Linked DNA regions of Homo sapiens: region 2 is linked to region 1. A link is a loop called in an ENCODE intact Hi-C map of the cell type or tissue named here. Cell type or tissue: OCI-LY7. All regions are shown on one strand. Region 1 overlaps SAMD7 (sterile alpha motif domain containing 7). Region 2 has its middle 17 kb from the start of GPR160.

Region 1 (5,000 bases):
TCTATCAGTGCTAATAAGCCATATCAGTGAAACTAGCCTCTGTTTATATTTTGCTATATAGAGAATTTTCAACAAAGGCTGGGAAGGTAAATATCTTGGGAAACATAATAGAATTTTAATTTAAGATTTTAATGTAATTTAGTGTTCATTTCTTCAACAAAGCAGAGAGGCGTCTTGCTTCAAAGTGTGAATTCTATCTCCCTGATATTTAAGTATATGAAAAAACAGGCAATTAAGCAGAAGTATTACCTTTCAGTGTCCAATACTGTTGATACTTTCAAATTTAAAAATACTAATGCACTTCATGACAGAAACGCACACTGAATAGTTTTCTAGCACTCCTTTAGATAAAAAAAAATATATTTTAAGACACAGGGATTGTGAAGGGCATGTAATACAGCCACCATACCAACTGTTTCCCTACAAAGTGTTAATTTGCCATTCTGATGAAAATGTAGCTAAATTATTGTCTCATCTCGAAAGCAGGATAATCACCTATCACGAAAACATAGTAACATTAATCTGGAGAATAGAATCCATGGGGCATTTCTGTTGTAATCTGAGAGAAGCTGGTGCAAACCTGGAACTTGTTTACTTACAATAAATGCTATCAGTAAAGATCTTTTCAGAGAAAGAAAAGAAAGGAGGCAGCTGAAGCTTTTAGAAAACATCTCCTAGTAATTCCTAATATCTTGTAAGGCGTTTGCAAATCAAGACCACTCTGGGGTGATAGAATATAAGGAAATTAATGTAACTATACATAAACCTGTATGTATTTTATGCCACAATTTCTTTCCATTTTAAAGGAACACATGCACTGGTTACAATTGGGGGGAATCTTTCTTTGGATGAAGATATTCAGAAGTGGACCGTGGATGATGTGCACAGCTTCATTCGCAGCCTTCCAGGTTGTTCAGACTATGCTCAGGTGACTTAATGTTTAAGTATTTCCATACAAGAAAAACAGTTTGAAATATCTTTCCTGCATAATGAATTAGGTCAAACTTGCATTGTGCCTCCAGAAAGGATTCCTACTAATCTCTCTTTTTTATGCCAGTGTCTACCCTGGGACAGGTCTCTGATTGGTGGAACTTGGGTCATACACCCACACCCCAGCATCAGGGGAGGCTGGGAAAGCCATTGTCTGTCTTTAGCTTCTTTCCTATCAAGACTCCTAAGAAGTAGGAATTCTCCCAAAATTAGAAGAAGGTTCAGAAGCTGAACATCCAAAAAGAATGGGAAATAACGACTACATTCCCTACTTATCCACATAGCAAACATTTTTGGAGCACAGACTTCTGGGTGAGAAGTTTTAGGTTACTCACTGTAAGTAACAGGAATATATACTTCATTCTAAAAGGAACAAGAAGGCAATATCTGAAAAGTTAGAAATTCATTATTTTAAATTCTGTATTTATGCTGGGACAATATATAAAAATGCATACAACATATTCAATCTGGCATAAAATACCATTTTAAAAAACTATAATGAACTATCAGGGCAGTTAGAAACAAAACTAGCCTCACTAGTATTGAAAAATTTGTGACAAAAGTCATAGGTTGGTAAAATTTTGAAGTTTATGTCAATGCTACATTTTCATGCATTTAGTTTACTTTTTTGAGTTATTTAATAATACAATTCTAAGCAATAAAGTGCCTACTAAATCTAGTATCATTTTTGGTTTGCATGTTAAAGGAAAAGAAAGCAAGAAAAGGATATTAAGGTTTAACTACATCATAATTAACTGATACTAGAGCTGATTATTTTCCAGATCTGTTTTGTGAAATGTTTGTCTACAGTGAGATACTGTTAACTCTTTTTCTTTTTATTATTATTATTTTTTAGTTCAGTTTACGGGACTTACGGAAAAACTATATAGAGTAGTTACTAAGAATATAGCTTCTGAAGCCAGAAAGTACAAATTCAAATCCTGGCTTTTCTATTTTCTGGTTGTGTGACCTAGGACAAGTTGCCTCCCTTCTCTGTGCCTCAGTTGTTTTATCTGTAAAATGAAGATAATCATAATAATACATTTTCAGAGGATTTTTGTGAGCATTAGAGTGCATGGCACCTTGTAAATACTCAATAAACATGAATTTCATCATTATACCCAAGAGACGGCCAAGCCTCAAGTTACTTATGAAGCAAGTTGTGTTCCTCAAGTCACCCATTTTTGTCTTTTGCATAACCTGATAAAAAGTTTTTGGCCTACTCTTCCCTGTTCAATGGTTATAACCTTATTTTTAAAAATTAGTCATTAGTCATGGGTAAGCCACTTTTTAAATGTATCTATACCACTTCAAGTGCCATGTCAACCATGGGTTCAATTAAGTTGCTAACTTCTGATAACAACCGGAAGAGCAACCCTTATTTAATAAGCATGTGATTGCTAAGATCTGGCACATTGAATTTGAACTCTGATTATTCTTAGTGATCCATAGTCAGAAAAGTGCAATTTATAATAATAGCTCTTGTAATAAATAATATTACATGCTTTTCATAGTTTAAAATCCCAAATGTCCCCTTGTGGGTACACAGAAGTCACATAAACATGAGTACTCCAAACTCTGCTGACTCATTATCTCTCACTGACAGGATGTCAGCGCCCTCTTCCCTACCCCAAGAAGTGGTAGCAATTATTTCTAGATACGTCTCAAATTTGTTTAGGATCAAGTCCTGCTTTAGTTTCCCCATTAAAGTATACTCCCTCCAAGTGACAGCAGGTGGCATCAACTGAAAGATGTCACTGCTGTGCTGTGCCTGCCCCCAGCTATGCTCTGTGATGTTATTTTATACAGAAATGGGGAGATGCCCTCTGGATGCAACAGCCCTGAAGCAGCACTGCTTGTACCCCACTCTCACAAGGACGCTTGTCTAAAATGTCCCATCAGGTGTTACTCATTGTTACTCATAGCCCCTTTCTTTTCTTTTTTTTTTTTTTTTTTTTTGAGACAGAGTCTTGCTCTGTCGCCCAGGCTGGAGCGCAGTGGCATCATCTCTGCTCACCACAACCTCCGCCTCCTGGGTTCAAGCGATTCTCCTGCCTCAGCCTCCCGAGTAGCTGGGACTATAGGTGCACACCACCACGCCTGGCTAATTTTTTGTATTTTTAGTAAAGACAGGGTTTCATCGTGTTGGCCAGGCTGGTCTCAACCTCCTGACCTCATGTTCCGCCCACCTCGGCCTCCCAAAGTGCTGGGATTACAGGCATGAGCCACCGCGCCCAGCCCCATAGCCCCTTTCTTTAAATGAGTTGGACCAAGGTGCTGAGATTAGCTGGCGTTAAACCTACTGTCCCCCAACTATCCTCTTACTCCCCATCTCTGCCTTAGGTGCCTACTCAGCAACTTCTCACCACTCACCTCCTGTAGGTAGAAAAAGAAATTCAGCAGAAAAAAAATAACAACTAAAACCCAAAGCCCCAAGTGCAAATGAACTCTTTTAAATAGGTGTAGAGAAAGGATTGGTGGCTCAGCTGTTAAGGAACATTCAGGAGAGCCTGCAACATATTTTGTTCCAAGTAAATGTCTAGTTCAGAGGACTCAGCAGATAAAATATCCTCTCTCTAAAAAGAACTGAAATTACTGAAAATATGTGCACATTTATATCATTACACATGGCCCAAACTGCTCTGGTGAGAAAGAAGGGGGTACATCTGAGCGACAGGGACATGTATGTGTCCTCGCCCCAGGCCCTGAGTACATCCACCATGGCTGAGGGTTAGATCCTCACACATTTCAGTCCCCTGGCTGCCAGCCTACCTCTGCTTGAAAATTTATCCACGTGGTTCCTCCTTTGGATGCTCACAAATTGTCAGGTGCACACTACCACACCCAGCTAATTTTTTTTAAAGAGATGGGGGTCTACTATGTTGCCCAGACTTGTCTCAAACTCCTGGGCTCAAGTGATCCTCCAGCCTTAGCCTCCCAAGTAACTGAGATTACAGATGTGAGCCACCGCACCTGGCTCTTTAATTTATATTAGCCATTTTCTATAATTTGCTTAATTAAAATAGGAAAAGAAATAATTACTTAATGCAGTTTGTTGGGGGACGGCTGGCTCAGCGCTGAGAGAGGTGGCCAGGGAATGGTGGGAGCTGCAGTGGTGGTGGCAGTGGCTGGGGTGATAAGCACAGCCTGGGGCTGCCCCTCCTCGGGGGCCATGCTGCATTGCACTGCATGGGTAGCCACGAGCGAGTCTAGGACGCAACGGGAACTGTGGAAGGTGCATCCACAAATGGACCAATGTGTGTAATGATGGAATCTCCTTACTAACCATTACCACTGCCTCTCCTTGATAAGTGAGCCAGAGAGTGAGTGGGTCAGGGGAGAAGAAAAGAGGTCAACATGAAGCTAAAGCAGCGAGTCATGCTGTTAGCAATTCCTGTCATCTTTATCTTCACCAAAGTTTTCCTGATTGACAACTTAGATACATCAACTGCCAAGCAGCGTTTCACTACTTGATCCCCTGAGGGCTTTTCACCGAATGATGACTGGCTTGTGGATGGAGCTGTCACCCAAGTTGGACCACACGTTGCAGTCTTCCTAGGAGACTGCAGCCCAGTGGGTGGTTCCCCAGGAAGTGTACTGTGAAGAGACACCAGAGCTGGGGGCAATCATGCATGCCATGGCCACCAAGCAAATTATTAAAGCTGATGTGGGTTATAAAGGGACACAGCTGAAAGCCTTACTGATCCTTGAAAGGGAACAGAAAGTTGTTTTCGAACCTAAGTAGTATAGCCGAGACTATGTAGTGGAAGGGAACCATATGCCGGTTATGATAGACACAATGCGGAGGTAGCAGCCTTTCACTTGGACAGGATTGTGGGTGTCCCAGAGCCCTGCTGATGGTGGGCAGATCCGTTCATCTTCAGACAGAGATCAAGCCTGTTACCATGGAGCAGCTGTTGAGCCCCTTCCTAACTGTAGGACACAATACTTGTTTTTATGGGAAGTGTTATTACTACCGAGAAACAGAATCAGCTTGTGCCGATGGAGAC
Region 2 (5,000 bases), 91 kb after region 1:
CACCTACTATGGGCTAAGTGCTATGCAAGGTACTGCAGGGATACAATTATGTATCCAGACTCTACCCTCAAGGTATTTACAGTCAGTGCATTTCCTCGATGGCCCTGTTACTGGTCTTAATTAAAATGAGCTAACCTTTGGGAAAGGACATTGCAAACACTGCAGGTGCAAAAGGTAGTAGAAAGCTAATAACAAAGAGAGTGGTCCAAGATTTGAAGTCCTGGTTTTCACAAAGTATAGATAGGACTGACTTTCCCTAAGTGGGCACTGACACTGTGAAGACCGGTCACACCCTCACCCAAAGGCTGTCACTGTGGACTTCACCATCACCTCCAACCTCACTCCCCACCCCTCCAAGAAGTGCAGCTTTCTGCAAAACATTTGAGCCACTTTTTTTTTGGCAAATTTCCCACAGATCAGTCTCAAGAAATGCTTGACAAAACACTTGGTCCCTAAAGAGTCTTATCTTTTACAAGTACATACTGAAATATTTACGGATGAAATGATATGATGTCAGGGATTTGCTTCAGAACAAAATGTGTGGGAGGAAGTGGGTGGGATATCGATGAAACAAGACTGACCATGAGTTAATAATTGTTGAAGCTGGGTAATGGAACACAGGGGCTTATTATACTATTCTAGTTTTTTTTCTTTGCATGTTTAAAATTTTCCATAATAAAAAAAGTTGGCAGGGCGCAGTGGCTCATGCCTGTAATCCCAACACTTTGGTAGGCTGAGGCGGGTGGATCACCTGAGGTCAGGAGTTTGAGACCAGCCTGGCCAACATGGTGAAATGCTGTCTCTACTACAAATACAAAAATAAGCTGGGCATGGTGGCTCATGCCTGTAGTGCCAGCTACTTGAGAGGCCGAGGCATGAGAATCACTTGAACCCGGGAGGCAGAGGTTTCAGTGAGCCGAGATCACGCCACTGCACCCCAGCCTGGGCAACAGAGTAAGACTCCGTCTCAAAAAAAAAAATAAGTAAATAAAAAATAAAATTACAAATTTAAAAGGTTAAGGAGGAAAATTTTGTCACTATATTTTACCTATGTCATTGTCATAAGCTTATCATTTGAATATATTTTACTGTATAAATATTCGCCTAGATTTTAAAAATAAATAAGCACAGGTATATAAATATTTGACAAAGCAGTTATCTTCTACAACCACTTGAATCACAGCAGGGAAGAGAAAGTGCTAGATATCTTGCCTGCGGCTAGCCTTGGAACAATAATGGTCCTGTCCTCAGAGAAGAAACACATGAAACTCTCAAACTTCATTCCAGTAACTGGACTTAAAGGGTTAAACATACCATATGGGGAAAGATAGTTTAACTTGATTAAGAGATAACTGTGGCTCTTTATGATGGAAATGGTGAACTGGCTTGACCCATCTCAGATTTTCGTATATTAACTTCCAGGTAGCATGTTAGCATTAGCTTGGGATCATGAAACTATGGTTTTCAGCCTCAGTGTGAATCTGAGAAAAACAACTGAAATGAATAGAATTTTCTTTGGAACTTCTTTATCTGCATTTTCAGTACTTGTGTAGGGGAAAGAGCTCAAGCATTAGAGCCAAAAATTGAACTTGACTTCCATCTCAGACCTCAGGCAGGTTCCATAACCTCCCCAAACCCGTTTCCTCATCTATAAAATATAAAATAATGTCTACTTTGCATGGATGCTGTGAGGGTTATGGGTAATGTATATAAAATGGCTCTCCCACCACAGACAACTAATGAGAGCTTAGTGTGTTTATAATTGCATGTTCCTCTTTACCCCTCCCCACATCTCCCATACAGTACTTGGCAACAGTAAGAATCTAAAAATGTTTGCTGAATTAAATTAAACCCTAATTAGATGGTAGATAGATGGAGTTAGTGGGAGGAAGTGTTAAGACTACAGCAGGCTCAGCTGGGCGCAATGGCTCATGCCTATAATCCCAGCACTTTGGGAGGCCAAAGTAGGTGGATCACCTGAGGTCAGGAGTTCAAGACCAGCCTGGCCAACGTGGTGAAACCCCGTCTCTACTAAAAATACAAAAACTAGCCAGGCATGGTGTGCACCCATAATCCCAGCTATTTGGGAGGCTGAGGCAGGAGAATGAATCATTTGAACCCAGGAGGTGGAGGCTGCAGTGAGCTGAGATTGTGCCACTGCACTGCAACCTGGGCAACAGAGCGAGAGCGAGACACTGTCTCAAAAAAAAAAAAAAAAAAGCTGTACCAAAATCCGCCCTTGGCACATGACTTGTTCACATGAGAGCTTCATCTCCCACTTCCTGTCCCTCACATCTAATCAATTACCAAGTTCTATCTATTCAAGCTCCCAGCATCACTAGAATCTACTCACTTCCCTTAGATCCTGCTGCTACCACCTTAGTTCAAGATTCATCTCTCTCACCCGGTCTATAGCAAAGGCTGGTCCCCTCAATCTGTTCTCGCCCCCTACAGTCCTTTCTCTTCACTGTAGCTGGAGGGATTTTTTTTTCCTTTTTTTAATTATGAAAAATTTAAAACATTCACAAAAATTGAGAATATAATGAACACCCATGTACTCATCACCCAGCTTCATTCAATTATCAATGAATGGCCAATTTTGTTTCACATATACCCCACCCACTCTCCCCAACGTTCTTGGATTATTGGAAGCAAATTCCAGAAGCCATCGCATTGGAAGGGGAGTCTTTTCATGGATTCAGAATAAAACTCAAAATCCTTCACAGGGCTTGCCAGGTCCTTGATCTCTGCTGACTTCTCCAACTACAGATTCTAGCTTGCTATTCCCCAGACTGAGACCTAGGCAAGCCAGCCTTCCCTCAGTTCCTTCAACATTCATGTTGCTTCTTTCGGTCCCTGCGGCCTTCAGGCTGCTTTCAATGCCCAGAAAGCCTGTTATCATCTTCTTTCACCCTGTTTGCTGGGCTTTAGCTGCTCATGTCTTTGCTATCACTTTGAATATCACCTTCTCAAGAGGCCCCCAGCTCAGGCTAGGTGTCCCCTTGCTCTCTTGGCACCTTCTGCTTCTCCTGAAATTATCAATACATAATTTTGTAGTTAATCATGTAAAGCTGCCGTCCCTGTTAAAAATTAGCTCTATGGCATAGGAACCATGTCTGTTTTGTACCCTGCTGAAGCACCCCGTGCACAGCTCCATACCTTCTGTATAGGAGGCACCTAATAAATATGTGTTGAATGACATCCCCAAGAAAGGTAAATACAAAAGCCACATGCATTTCACATTATAAATTGCTTATATACTTAGACCAGTGTCTTAAACCTGTTATAACCACAAGAAAAATGCCCAGGCCTTTAATTTTAGGTGTATTTTGTTACAGTCAATACGACTTTTTAAAAAGATTCTGAGCTGCATATTATGCTAGACACTGAAGGTTCAAAGATAAATAATACACTGCAAAATGATAAAAAACTACAACAAACTTAGTTTAAAGAGCTCAGTTGACTTTATGTGAGAGTCTGTAATTGGGCAACACTCCATTCCATAAAACAGAGTAAGTGTTCCGATAAGCTGAGCAGATGAGGTTGGCTTTATAGACAAAGAAGGACGGAAGAAAGCACAAGCAAAGAATGAAAATTGCATTGATCCTTTCAAAGCCACTTTTCTTGTAAGGTGGGGACAGGAAGACAGAATAATAGAAAAATAACTGATTAGTTAATATTAGGTTACTTCAGGCTACTTCTGTTGTACAAAGGTTAAAGCAGAGATTTAACCGGGCCTGTATGAGAAACTGGCTGTTATCTCTCCTGATTTCTCGGAAGGTCAGACAACAACCTAGTTTGGATTTGGTGATGTGGAACTTTATCAAAGTTAACTCCATTCTGATTTTTAGTCTGGTCTGTTGGAGCCTAGTGCAGAAACTTAGCCCAAAACAATAGCCCCCCGTAATTTTTATTTAACTACACAGATCCTGCCCTCAAGAGTTGCGTCTAGAGATAAAGACAGCCATTTAATGCTGTGATAATTGGTCATTTCTCATACTATATGTAGAAGGCAGAATATTTCATTAGCCAGGGAATCTGTAAAGTGTCAAACAACTAGAAATAAGCAAAAATTTGCCATAAAACAACAGCTAACATTTACTGGGTCCTTCTTTTTGGCCAAGTACGGTGAAAGCATTTTTCACATATGATTTCATTGAATTCTTACAACATCCTTTGAGACTTACCTTATGCTTCCTATTTTACAGATGGAAAAAGTCTACCAACACGTTGAAAATTTAGGTAACACTTTCTAAGTTACCCAGGAGTTGAAACCAGGGAGTCTGACCCCAAGGGTATACTCTTACCCTCTATGCTGGGGTTAACAAGCAATCTTCGAGTACTGCTGCAAGAAAAAAATAAAACAAAGGACACTTTTTAATTAATCACTGCTTCCCACTTCATGTCCTGGTTTCATAGTTATGTGTGTACACTTTCATAGGAAAATAGCAGATGTTGTGAAACCTGTTACTGATAAGGCTAGGTTCCTATGGGTCCAAGGCACTAACCATTGAATTTGGACTTTGTACCAAATATTTCCTATAGAGAGAAATAAGCTAGAAACTCTCAAGGTGTGAAGCTACTGCCTACCTTGAACCTAGCCTGTCTTCTTGGCCAGACTGAAAGCTCTGCATTCTTTTCTTCTTGTGCAGTACACCTTGTTGGCTTACCTCCTACAGATGGGATCTAGTCAAGAGGAAATTCATTATATTTTAAAACGGATAAATTGTTCAGATGAGTTACATGCTTGGAACTTAAACCATGGCAAAAAAAATTCTGTATTAATTATGCATATTTGGGAGTTTGCTTTTTAACTTTTAATTAAGGGAAATTTCCATCATATGCAAAAATAGACCATGTAATATAATCAACCCCCACGTACTCTTCACCCTGCTTCACACAGACACTTTTTCGTGGATCCATATTGCCTCCTCTGTCTTAACTAAGCCATTGCTGGATGAAAAGAAACCCTAGAGCAGCATTGTTTAATGTGAGCCAGA

Evidence for each region. A loop is a pair of places that touch in the nucleus more often than their neighbours do. Peaks named below come from ENCODE experiments on the same cell type or tissue, not always from the same donor. Only the 100,000 strongest peaks of a DNase experiment are listed, where the experiment ranks them.
Region 2: it touches region 1 in a loop (11-fold over the local background); 4 of 110 quality-filtered maps call a loop at or near these places.

Annotation. Positions count from the first base shown.
Region 1 is chr3:169,927,651-169,932,650 of GRCh38, forward strand. It overlaps SAMD7 (sterile alpha motif domain containing 7), which reads left to right. Exons shown (of 9, transcript NM_001304366.2): 7 at 807-928. It also overlaps the pseudogene FAM20BP1. Among named protein-coding and RNA genes, the nearest start is that of SAMD7, 19 kb to the left of the region's middle. In OCI-LY7, a CTCF peak has its summit at 2,719 (motif pointing right); DNase peaks (open chromatin) are centred at 2,741, 3,761, 4,221 and 4,671; H3K4me3 peaks cover 974 bases; H3K27ac peaks cover 2,578 bases.
Region 2 is chr3:170,018,884-170,023,883 of GRCh38, forward strand. No RefSeq gene overlaps it. Among named protein-coding and RNA genes, the nearest start is that of GPR160, 17 kb to the right of the region's middle. In OCI-LY7, CTCF peaks have their summits at 2,461 and 2,662; a DNase peak (open chromatin) is centred at 2,418.